2 separate regions of the Mus musculus genome follow, and region 1 is linked to region 2. The links are chromatin contacts, found by POLR2A ChIA-PET in ENCODE. All regions are on one chromosome and are shown on one strand. The core of a region is the stretch at or near the end of the contact, and the rest is flanking DNA. Distances in the headings are between cores, read along the strand shown. Region 1 holds the start of Ccp110 (centriolar coiled coil protein 110). Region 2 holds the start of B230311B06Rik (RIKEN cDNA B230311B06 gene).

Region 1 (6,356 bases), core at 2,312-4,811, 120 kb before region 2:
ACCCAGCAATCTTTTGCTATTTTAAATGATGTTGTTATAATTTGTATATATTTATTTGAGCACATCTGTAAGATATTCTTCCTGAATAGAACTGCTGAGTCAAGAGTTACAAACACTTAAATTTTGATGAACACTGCCAAACTGCTTACCAAAAAATAAACGGACCTTCTTGATAAAAGTGCATTAAACATTCATTTCCTTACAACATGAAAACATGAAATCCTATGAGATCATTGCAAATCTAGTAGGCAAAAAAATGCTAACTCATTTGTATTGTATTTCTGTGATTATGAAAAACATTAGGCATCCCATCAGCTGTTTATAAATCTTCCATTGGATTTTCAGTGAGCTGCGTTAGTTGTTCACTAGATTTTAAAAGTTATTTTAAAACAAATAGGGGAGGAGAGATAACTCCAACTGAGAGCATAGTGCTCCCCAGAGGACCAAGGCTGAGTTCCAAGCTCCTCTGTGGCCCATCACTCCAGTTCCAGGGGGTCTGAAGCCCTCTTCTGGTCTCTTCCAGCACCTACTCTCATGTGTACACATGCTTGAATGGAAGAAATCGTTCATAAATAATTACTAAGTTTACCAGTGGAGAAAGTACAGCCACCCCATGGAAACGGATGAGTGAGACACTTTCTGCCTGAGCGGGCAGGAAGCTGCCTGTGGACAGCGATGCTTCCTGAGCTCGGCCAAGTGCTTTCTCGCAGAACTCCTCATATTCCTCCATCTTCCCACCGCACACTAGGAGAAAGAAAAGTGCTCTTAGTAGTGTGCTGACAAAACACGATTTATTACCCAAGAGTACTGGAATATTTAAACACTTCCTGGAATTTTCTGTCTGTTCATCTAAAGGCTTCATTTTGATGCCATAGACACCAACTGACTCAATCTCCTGGCTCTGGGGATTTTATTTATTAATTAACTTTATTTTATAGTTGAAAGCCTGAGAGGTCACTAGGCAACTTCAAACAACCAGCCCAGCAATTTCACAATCTCTAGAAAACTTTGGGTTATGAAAATCCCAGGTGACCTGAAGGATTAGCCAGCCTATGCCTTCTTTTTTAGCATTGTGCCAAGTACTTACTGATGCCTGTTCTGGATAACATTGTGTAACCCTGGCTCCGGTAAGGCCAGGGAAAATAACAAAAGAAATGTTATCATAATCATAACAAGCTAGAACTTCTCTCTGTTCTGAGGCTTATATTTGTTCCATTTGTGCACAGGAAGATCCAACTTCAAAGAAATAACTGGTTCTCTAGAGAGCTAGGATCAGTTTGCAGGCTTACATTCACTTTTTAAACACATGACTAAGAAGCAACAGAACCCTTTCCGGCACAACTCTAACAACTCACCTAACAGTATCTTAACCAAAATTCCTAGTAGATAAGAAATAAGAAAAGTCCCAATAAATCCATTTCTGCTAAATTACTTTTTAAAAATACACCCTTTGTATTTACTATTAAAGAGAGTAAAAATGATGTTATATAATTTCTGAGCTTATGCACAGAAAGAAAGAAACTCAATAGTCTGGTAAGGTTAAGGATATAAACTGCCATCATTAGTTCTCCTTTTCTTCTAACAGCATCATAGAGAGATGTCCCATTGTTGCAGAGAGCTATCCACTTCCCTTGAGTGGTCCCCCACACACTGCAAAGCTACAGTAACAGAGTAACGTACAGCGGGACAATGAATTGGACATTCAAGCTCCAGTGCTCATGTGAGACTGGAGAACGCTCCAGAAGATCCAGCGCATGACTGGACCTTCCTAACCTTCAGTTTCAGCCCATCCTAATTCCCCTACCTCAATCACTAGCACATCACCTTGATGTTTCCCAGCTTCCAGAGTACTTACCACTATCTGAAATGATCTCGTTTATTTCCTGGGGTTTTGTGTATCTTCTTCCACCAAAACGTAAACTCCATAAGAACAGGTACCTTCTCAGTCTTGCTCACTGGTTCGCCATGACACACAATGGTGTCAGCACGTGGTAGGCACTTCAGACAATTATTGAATAAATTAATTAGGGCAAATAGATCAAGCAATGTAAAGCAAGACTAGCAGAATGAAGAGAATTCTGAGAATGGCAACTTGGAGAACAACCCTATTCCCAGAGAACTAGGTACCTCTCAATTGCAAAAGTAGTCATTAAAAAGAGAGTCCGGGATTCTACAATTGTGCAAGAGGGCACTACATTTCTCACACCAGTTACCACTTGCAAGCAAGGTTTATTTTAAGGGAGTCTTGATGACAAGGTGATCCCAACCTCAAACCTACCACCCCATACTTTAGCATCAGGCATTACTGGTCCATGGTCCACTTACATTCACACCAGCCTCAGCAGGTCCAGGCATGCCTTTTCTACTCCATTTCTACCTAATTACAAGTGACCTTTGTCCAGGAAGTCTCTTGGCAAACCCTATAGCCTCATGGCTCCTATCTACTTATTCATAACCTGTACTCAGAAATGTCACTGAAAGGAAAGGCGAAGGTAACACAGCTTCCAAGGCTGGCTGCTTACCACTAAGTTTTTCCACAAACACATAAACTTCCTACAGAGTCTGTAAAGGGAGAAAGATATGCTGTTTAAGGACATACTAGCTGTTCGTACATTCATGGTAGGCTAATATCCCTGGACCCCACCATCTATAAAGTGGGGCTCTGTCTCAAGGCGATTTTATGAGAAAACAATGAGCTAAGGCACAGACAGCAATCGCAGGACTGTATGTAGGACAAATAGAAGCATCAGTAAGTGGAAGCTGCTTCCAAACGGAGGATATAATGGTGTTTTTATCACCTCCGTGTGAACTCTTGGAGAAGAGACAATTTTTGGTTCTTCCTGAGACTCAAATGTGACTTGAAAACATGAGAAAGGGCTTTCTCATCCAAATCCATCTCTTAAGGTAGGAACCACTTAACAGCATCATGGGTGTCTGAGAGAACCAGCTACATTATCCTGCAGATGCCCCAGAGTGGCAAAGCTGGTGTAAACAGCGCTCCTATGGGCCTTTGGTTGCGGTAACCAGTATTTAGAAATGGCCAGTGCACACCCCGGGGGACGCCTCCATCTCCTCCTACACTACCTCCGACACCAAACTGAAGTCACCATGAAGTGCCTACTCTTCAGCGCAGGATGCTTCACTGGGCGGAGCCAGCATCCAAGCATCCCCTCCAAGTCCCCCTGACCCCGGTCCTCAACTCCCGCCTCCCCATTCCCGATGCCTTCAAGGGCTCGTGACCGAGGGAAGCCAAACCGGGTCCGGAACGCCGGCCTTCTGTCCCTCGGGACACCAATGCCGGGTCTCACCTCAGCCTAGACCCGTAGGAAAACGAACCCAGTCCTCTTGCACACACCTGACACCTACTGCCCGGTCAGCTTCTCTGCCCGTGGACCAGCCTCCTCTGTAAGCAAAGGCCTCAGTCGGTTTAGACAGAGCGCATCTAGGTCCTCCGCCTTCTCCTCCTCCTCCTCCCCGCCATATTACGGGTCCCTCAGGCGGCAACGCGGGATCCTGGCAACCGCTGCCGCCGCCACCAGCTCAACTCCACCCCTCAGGGCCGGTACTTCCGGTGGCTGTTTGGCGGGCAGTTGAAGCGGTTGGGCCTCCATAGACTACAATTCCCAAAGTGCACTGCGGTCATCAGCAAGCGCTTACATGAGCTTTACGCAATCGAGATGCACGCTGGGAAGAGTAGTCTTCACTGCAAACTAAGGGCTTTGACTATAAATTACCATAGAAAGTCTCCTCAGGGCCTTAAACCCCAAAAGTGTTCCTGGGAAGTTGTCGGGTATTTTTGTTTGTCTGTCTGTCCGTCCGTCCGTCCGTCTGTCTGTCTGTATAGAGATAGTCTCCTGTTTGGTCGATGGAAAATGTACAACATTCACCCATGTTTTCCCTATAAATGAAAAATGTGGCTGAATCGCAGACACCAACTCAAGGCTTTAATATATTTGCACTTCTTTGCAGATCAGTTGCGGGGAATATACAGAGGAAAAGATAACTTCAAGTTGGCAAAAAAAAAAAATCCACCAATATTTTTTATCAGTTCTTACCTAAATTACTCACTAAGAGCTTTTTTGATTTAATGACACCATTTCCATTCTATAACTGGGCTTTGCCGTCCTCCTGGTGCTTATTTTTGTTTATGTATAGTGGGAATTTTAAAGAGCCTACCAAGAGTGGTTGTGAGGCATAACAGAGAAAACTCTTATACTGCACCTGGTACAAAAATCTCTAATAGGAGGAAAGGGTCATCTAGAGAGATGCTCAGTCACTAAAGCATTTGCCACTCAAGCATGAGGACCTGAGTTCAGAGCCTGAACACTCCCCTAAAAAGGCTCTGAGTCCTGGCTAAAAATTATAATTGCCAGTCCTGGGGATATAGAAATAGGAACTCCCTGGCGATCTCAGGCCGGCCATTCTAGCCAGTTTCAATGAGATCCTCAAAAATTAGGGTGGAAATTGACTGAAAAAGATACCCAACAGAGATGGATATCTCTGGTCTCCCTATACATATGTACATGTGTGTATATATATATATATATATATATATATATATATATATATATATATACACTCATGCCAAAAAATAAAAATAAAAAGGTAGGCTAAGAGCTGGAGGCAGAGGAATCATGGGATGATGGGTATCAAGAGGTGAGATCTGTCCCACTAGCACTATCCCAGTGAAACACTGGGACGCAGAGAATGGGCTCTCAGGCAAAGGCTTTAACAGAGGCAGTGCCTCAAGAAGGGTGGCATGAGGGGACCATGGTGTGAGGGACAAAGCTGACAGAGACAAGAGTGCCCCATAGCAGTGAGTGAGCCCTGAAATGGAGTCCAAGGTCCAGACATGTTCTGTTAATCTTGAGGACAATGTAATGTGGGGCTTTGGGGTGGGGGTTCCACTTATAACTTAATAATAAAGACTTGGAGACCTGTGTATAGTATAAGGATGTTGGCTTGTTTGCTGGGGCAGTCTCTCGGTTAGCACATCTAACTCAAGCCAAGTTCTCTGCTATTATAGTTCTCTGCTCTACTTCCATGTCTTTTGCCTCTGTCAGTCCTTCTACCCCAGCTCTTTATTATGCAAAAAGCCACACTAGAAACTAACGCAGTTGACATTGAAAAGGTCAAGGCTATGTGACCTTTGCCAAGGCATCTTGCCTTTTCTTTTTGAGCAGGTGGGGAAGGAACAAACATTTGCTTAACCTGCTCTGCAGGCACAGGGATTAAAAACTGAGAATACACCCGGCAGTGGTGGCGCATGCCTTTAATCCCAGCACTTGGGAGGCAGAGGCAGACAGATTTCTGAGTTCGAGGCCAGCCTGGTCTACAGAGTGGGTTCCAGGACAGCCAGGGCTATACAGAGAAACCCTGTCTTGGAAAACAAACAAACAAACAAACAAACAAACAAAAACTGAGAATACAGGGAGATCTTTTCATAGCCGATGTGGGAGTTAGCCCAACCACAATGAGTTCTTTAAGCACAGACCTGGAACTCCAGAGATCCTTGGATCAGGTGTGGGCTACCATTCTAATCTGAGAATGAAAAGTCTTTTAAAGAAATCTCTTCCTCCTGTTTTCATTTGTTTGCTTGGGTTTTTTGTTTTGTTAGTTTTAGGGGAGCTGGTTTTGTTGTTGTTCCCTTAGTTTGTTTTTTGTTTTTTAAAACAGGGTTTCTCTTTGTAGTCCTGGCTGTCCCAGAACTTCTGTTGACCAAGCTATCCTTAAACTCAGAGATCGGCCTGCTTCTGCCTCCTGAGTGCTGGGATTAAAAGCAAGTGTCAACATGCTCAACTCTCAAGAAATTTCTGCTTGTATAAAATATACATCAAGTCTGGGGCATGAGTCAAGTGCCTGCCCAACAACATAAGGATGGGTTTGATTGCCAGAATCCACTTTTAAAAACTGGGCTTTGATGCAATCTCAGTGCTGAGCAAGGGGGGGGGGGGGACACACAGGTGAACCTCTGGGACTTACTGGCCAGCCGGTCTAGCCAACCTGGAGAAGCTCCAGTCTAATAAGAGAATCTACTACCAACAAAAGGCGGATGGTGCCTGAGAAACAACACCCAGTGCTGTGCTGTGACCTTCATGTGAAGGTGCAAACATCTGCAGGCTGGGATATGTACACACACACACACACACACACACACACACACACACACACCCATGAGCACAGAGACAGACAGACAGACAAAAGCAGAGAGATACAGATAGAATATGAATGAGTCATCTTAGGAGATTTCATGGTTTTCATGAATCCAGTGGGTTTTGTCCCTGAAATAAGAGGAAAAGAGGACAAATGGCAAAAGGCAGATGGATTTCTACTCATAGTCAACAAGGGAGGGAAAG
Region 2 (6,400 bases), core at 2,925-5,424:
CATAGCGCCGTGGCTCTTCTCCGTTGAACTGCACCTGAAGGATGAGGATGATAAGTTGCAAGCCATTTGCTTTCCGTTACTGTTAAGAAATGTGTGTGTGTGTGTGTGTGTGTCTGCTTCAGTACCACCCAGCTGTCGTTCTGACTATTGCAGGGGGGACATGGTGTGTCAGGCACAGCAGGGTCCCTAAGGAAGCACTGTACCAGCAAACAGACTCTGTTGCCTGTTTATCTCAGAGGCTATTATTACCTAGTTCTGCGACCAAGAAGATCACGATATGGTTATAGACATAGTTCTTTAACATACACGCAAGACCGCTCAGTTGGATAAAGGGGTTTGAATCCACGCTTGCCTGACTTCTACCCACATGGTATAAAGGTGGAGGAATTTACTACCTACTAAAAATAGTTGTCTGACTTACACACACACACACACACACACACACACACACACACAGAGAGAGAGAGAGAGAGAGAGAGAGAGAGAGAGAGAGAGAGAAATAAGTTTAAAATGTAAGCACATTTGTCTTCATTGAGGCATTTTTTTAAAGGCCCACATGGCAAGGCAAGGCATGGTGGCTCATGCCTTTAATCCCAGCACTGAAGTGGGGGCAGGTGGACCTGTGAGTTTTAGGACAGCTTGTGCTACAAAAGGAGTTCCAGGCCAGTTGGGACCACATAGTAAAACACTTTTTAAAAATAATAAACAAACAAACAAAACCGGAATAAATGCCCCACCCAAATCTCTGCCCAAATATCCTCAGCTAGCCTGAAAAAGACCATAAAGCACTACTTGAAAGGTGGTGACTCTGGGACACTAAGGGATTTGACTTGGTGGGTTTTTTTTCCAGAAACTGTGACCGGTCCGTAGCAGCCGGAGATCAGGCTCCCAGAGACCTAGCAGAACCCTGGCCACCTTCGGAAACACTCATTATAACCAAGATTTAGTCTGCCCTCTCCTGGGAGGATGGTGTTTACCTCTGCAGAGTCGCGCGCGCGTGCCATCAATACAAACTTGGCAAAGTTCCCCAGCTGGCCTGACCGGTTCCCATGCCTGCTCTCTGGCTCCCTCTTGTGGCTACTTGCCTCTAGGGTGAGGCAGAAAAGGGAGGCTTCGTCAAGGAAAGACGACTAGGAAGGGATCTAGCCCAGTCTACGGAAGGGACTCACTGGTCAAAGAAGCTCAAATTAGGTGCCCACCTGGCACGTGATATCATGCACTCAATCATGTGACAGGATAACAGAGTGCTTGAGCTCTGGTCTCCCAGTCCGGTCCAGAAAACATAGTCATAGCGTGTCTTAAGTTTAAAGACACGGAAATCTAGACACGGGGAGGTAATTCAGACAGAGACAAAGGGAACTTATGTAACATTGCCCTACAGAGCCAGTTCTGGGTCTGCTTGACCTCAGGGCCACACGACCTACATTGCTTCTGTGCCATGCTGGCTGGCGTGACTGGGTCCATCAGAGAACCGTAAGAATCCCACACGCAGACTCCAAGACGAACCTGAAAGCACCAGACAGCCCCGTTTATTTAATGCTAGCACAGCATGCCTTTAATTAAGACAAGCGTCTTTAAATCAGAGGGGCTCAGTGAGTAAGAGCACTTGCTGCAATCATGGGGACATGAGTTCAAATCCCCAGCACTAAGCCACGGGTGGCTGCACTCACACTGTAACCCCATTCTGGGGTGAGGGTTGTGGGGCATGGGCTAGAAAGAGGAAAACACTTAGGGTTTACTGGTGGCCGGATGAGTTCAAGGTTCAGCGAGAGACATTTGCCTTCCTTCTACCTGTGGGAAGCTGAGTCTGGTGCTCACAGCTGCATTCCCGAGCTGGCCTAGGGACTCCCCAGGCTACTTCTGGCCGTCTTCTCGAGGTAGGAGCCGAGATTACAGACTGAGCCCAATTTTACGTGGATGCTGAGGGTCCAACCTCGGATGCTCAGGCTTCTGCAGCAAGTGCGTCACCCACTGAGCCATCCCTCCCCAGTCCCCTATGGCAGCTCTTCAGTACTCTCTCAGCTTTGTGTGCTGGGAAATCCCAAGGACCTTCCTGCTCGCACTAATAGCCAGCACCAACAGAGGAAAGCAGAGGAGGTCGGCTGTGAACCATCAGTTCCATGTTACTCTACTTTAGTCCAGTTGTCCCCTCCTCCTCCCTTGCTTCAGCCAACCCCGACTCTTGTTGTTTCCTTGCCCCACCCCCCAGGGTTGGGGGTGGAACTCAGGACCTCCTGTTTACTATGCAAGAGCTTTACAGAGCTTCCCACCTCACCCCTGCCCCTGCCCCGCCCCCACTCCAGCTATTGATATCTTTGAAGCACCCAGGCAATTTGCTTCACAGGAATGTTCCAGAAGCTGTATTTGTTCCTCTTCACTGAACAGATGTCCCTTCCCAGCTGGAGACTGTGTGAACGATATATTTTTTTCTATATAAAGCACCCAATTTGGGAGGAGGGGTGGTCTTCTGTTACAGCAACTGTTGGCAGAATAGGGCTGGAGGGGAGATTAGCATATGAAAGAAGCCAGTTGGCGGAAGGCCTGGGAACTCCTCCCTCACCAGGGCTATGAGGAACAAACCAAGCTCACCCAAGGCACTCTCCCGAGAGGAGAGGCCTTAGAGACTCACCACACTCCCAGGTGGGGGTCCATCAGCACCTCTACTTTTTTCTCACCCTGGTCCAATTATTTGTTCTGGGACTTACGAACCTAGAAAGCTCAGCGGGTCCTCTCTAGACTCAGATTTACATATAACTCTGAGCTCAGTGCCCTGCCTCTGCCTCTTAGATCTGAGCTGAACAGAGATGACTAAGATTCTTTGTGTAGCCTAACTGTAAGGCTCCTAACCAACTCCAGAGCCTGCCTGTATTCTCCCCTGTGAACTCTAGTGTTGCCAGAGAGCCTTGCACAGTCATTTAGGAAGAAGGAGCCCTAATACCTGCTGCCCCTCACTGAGTGGGCCTCCTTCCTAGATGGTATCTGTCACCTGATCTATCTGCAGTGACAGTTTCATCAGCTCAGCCTAGATAGAAACCTCCTTAACTCCCTGTGGTGGCTAGTCGCCACAGTCGTCCTGATTGGAGTTCGAATCACCTCATGATTAATGAGACATTCCATCCTGCTGTGTGTGTGACAGATTGCTCACAGTTAGATACTGCAGGTTCTGACCTTGTATTTTGATGAATTCCCATCTAGATGGCACCCCTGGGAGGAAGCAGGGGTGGACGCGAGATGCTCTGCCCTCACCTCTTTCTTGCTACCATCCCTCTCTCTGCTTCTTGGCCAGCATGATAGAAGTTGGACCAACGCCTCTGAAATCTGGAATAAACTAAGTCCTCCCTCCTCCAATCTGCTCAGAGCAACTTAACTAATACAGCTCTAATATTCTGTCCTGGTAATTTCCTATCAGCAACCTCCAGCCTGCTCCTTGGTTATAGCTCCCAGATACCCAGGTCACATTAGGAGTCAAACCCACACCTCTCCCTGTCTGCACAATCCAGGTCCAGCTAATGCTTTTTTTAAACAGAGGAACAGATACCACTGATATAGGAAGAGAGTCAGGTTTGGTCATGCAGACCCATGATCCCTGAACTCTGGTGGCTTGAAGCAGGAATATTTTAAGTTTAAAGCCTGCCTGGGTTACCTAGCAAGCTCTTATCTAAAAGAGGAAAGAAGGAAAGGGGAGAAAATAGATGAGAGAGCAGAAGCACAGAGAGGCTTAGTAACAAGCCTTGGATCGCACAGCCAGTGAGTGAAGAACCATTTGCTGATCCAAGGCTGTCTCATTTTTCACTCTCTCTCTCTCTGGAAATGACAGCTTACCATGAGAAAGTTGGAATGATGACATACCAGAACAGCATGGTCCTCCCAAAAGGAGCCCTTGGAGCTCAACAGCCTTATAACAAATACCCACGAGGGCAGCTGCTGAGTGTGTGTGCTGGTGTCCTGCTGTCTGTCTGCAACAATAGCCAAAGGGAACTTTCCCTTCCCCCACTCACAGCGTTCTGGGCAGCAGCGTCTAGGCCATGAGCCACCTCAGAGAAACTTTGGCTCTCATCAGGATTCATCTCCTGCCTCGGAGATTTCAGCCAAGTCCTCCCTAGAGACAGAGAGTAGTCAGAACTCAGAGCAGGACAGTGTAGCAGGGCTGATGGGAATGGGTACAGGCGGAAGTCATTACCTCCGTAGGAGGGAAATGTTTTCCAGATGGACCGGAAGTACATCTGTGGGGGACCTTGGGAAGTGAGGAGGCCAGAGTGTGGAAGAGAGGAGGGACACTCCTTCTGTCTGTCCTGAGGAATCATGGTGGACACCCCATAGTAAAAGGCCACTTACCATGAGAAAAGTATGCCAGCTTACTCTACCAAATTCTGCTATATGGAAGAGTCCAGTGCTCCGTTAGGCTCAAGTACACACTGTGAAAGTGACAGAGGCACAGAAAGCCCACCAGAGAGCACTCACCCAGCACACGAGGAGGCACCAGGTTTCATTAGGGTTGGTGGTGTGAGTTCCTGCCAAAGCACTGCCTGGGAGGCTGAGGCAGGGGAATCTAGCTTGAGGCAAGGATAAACTGCATAATGAGATCTGTCTCAAAACAAAAAGAGCCAGGAATACAGCTTCATTAGTAATTTATCCAGCATGAAAGAATCCTGGGGTTTGAGCCCCACACTCATAAAACAGAATGGCAGTGTACACCTGCAACCCCAGCACTTAGGAAGCAGAGGCAGGTAGGTTAGAAGTTCAAGATCATTCATAGTGGATTTGATGGGATGGATACATGGGATGCATGAGACTCTGACTCCTTCCCTTTCCACTTCTCAAAAACAAAACAAAACAAACACGCCAGTTGTTATAAAAAGATTATTAAGAAAAAAAGGGTATAAGAATATGTTTTATGGGGGGTGTGGTGAGGTATGGGGAAGGGGACGCCTTGACAGGCTCATGCCAAGGCATCCCTTCTCCTTGAGGGACCAGCCACATGATGGTATAGTGTAGAATAGAGTTTATTTAGGGCATGGGGAGGAGAGTCAAGAGGGTAGTAGAGACAGAGAGAGACACAGAGAGAGAGAGAGAGAGAGAGAGAGAGTATAGAAGTAGAGGCTGGCCATGGCCACGTGGGGAAATGGAGGAAGGGAATGCAGAGAGAGGGAGAGCAAGAGGCAAGAGAAGAGAGACAAGAGAGAGGGGAGGGGGCAAGCAGCCCCTTTTATAGTGGGCCAGGCCTACCTGGCTTTTGCCAGCTAACTGTGGGGGGTGGAGTCCCGACAGAATTCCAATACCAGTAAAATGAATGAATGAGTAATAGTTATTGAGCAATCTCTGAGAGAAAGAGTCTCCCCTCCTCCATCCATTAATTCCCACAAGCCTAATGAACTTCTTGGTGATCTGCCATGACCACAGACCATTCCTACCATGGGACTTACGTTCTGTTGTACTGGGGTAGGCTGACAGCCACAATAATGCCACAATTACCAGGAAGGCAAGCTGTTAAAGAATGGTAAATGCCACAAGAGAAGGAGGCCTAGAGAAGAGGGTCAAGGGTCAAGGAGGGTAGGGAATGCATGCAGGTCTGCCAGGAAAAAGGCCAGGTGTGTTATTTGTCTTATTGCTGTGGTCAAAATGTATAACAATGAAGGAGGAAAGAGTTGCTTGGGCTCATGGTTTCAAAGGGATTTCAGCCCACCACGGTAGACTGGCATGGTAGACTGACACGGTAGACTGGCACGGTAGACTGGCATGGTAGGCTGGCATGGTAGGCTGGCATGGTAGACTAGACTGGCATGGTAGACTAGACTGGCATGGTAGACTGGCATGGTAGACTGGCATGTAGTGGTAGGAGGGAGTAGCTCAGTCACGTAGTGATTGTCTTAGTTAGGGTTTTACTGCTGTGAGCAGACACCATGACCAAGGCAACTCTTATAAAGGACAATATTTAACTGGGGCTATCTTACAGGTTTAGAGGTTCAGTCCATTATCATGAAGGTGGGAGCATGGTAGCATCCAGGCAGGCATGGTACAGGAGAAGCTGAGAGGCTACATCTTCATCTGACAGCTGCTTGCTACAAGAAAGCTTGTTTCCAGGCAGCTAGGATAAGGATTTTTTTTTTTTTTTTTTGAGACAGGGTTTCTCTGTGTAGCCCTGGCTGTCCTGAAACTCACTTTGTAGACGAGGCTGGCCTCGAACTCAGAAATCCGCCTGCCTCTGCCTCCCAAGTGCTGGGATTAAAGGCTTATGCCATCTTGCTCGGCTTAGGATAAGGATCTTAAAGCTCATGACCACAGTGACACACATATTTCAACAGGGCCACAATTCCTAATAGTGCCAATCTCTGGGCCAAGCATCTTCAACCCACCACACAATGGATCAGCCCTGGGTTATAACTTCTAAAGACCCACCCCT

Evidence for each region. ChIA-PET counts read pairs that join two places held with the same protein, here RNA polymerase II (POLR2A).
Region 1: POLR2A ChIA-PET joins it to region 2 with 19 read pairs in embryonic stem cell. The contact joins the promoter of Ccp110 here to the promoter of B230311B06Rik in region 2. POLR2A ChIA-PET finds 5 or more read pairs at or near these places in 3 of 5 experiments (Patski and embryonic stem cell).

Annotation. Positions count from the first base shown.
Region 1 is chr7:118,709,748-118,716,103 of GRCm38, reverse strand. It overlaps Ccp110 (centriolar coiled coil protein 110), which reads right to left and starts at 3,561. Exons shown (of 15, transcript NM_001360794.1): 1 at 3,356-3,561; 2 at 1,856-1,998; 3 at 590-744. The coding sequence starts at 730.
Region 2 is chr7:118,590,059-118,596,458 of GRCm38, reverse strand. It overlaps B230311B06Rik (RIKEN cDNA B230311B06 gene), which reads right to left and starts at 4,174. Exons shown (of 2, transcript NR_169121.1): 1 at 3,999-4,174; 2 at 1-34.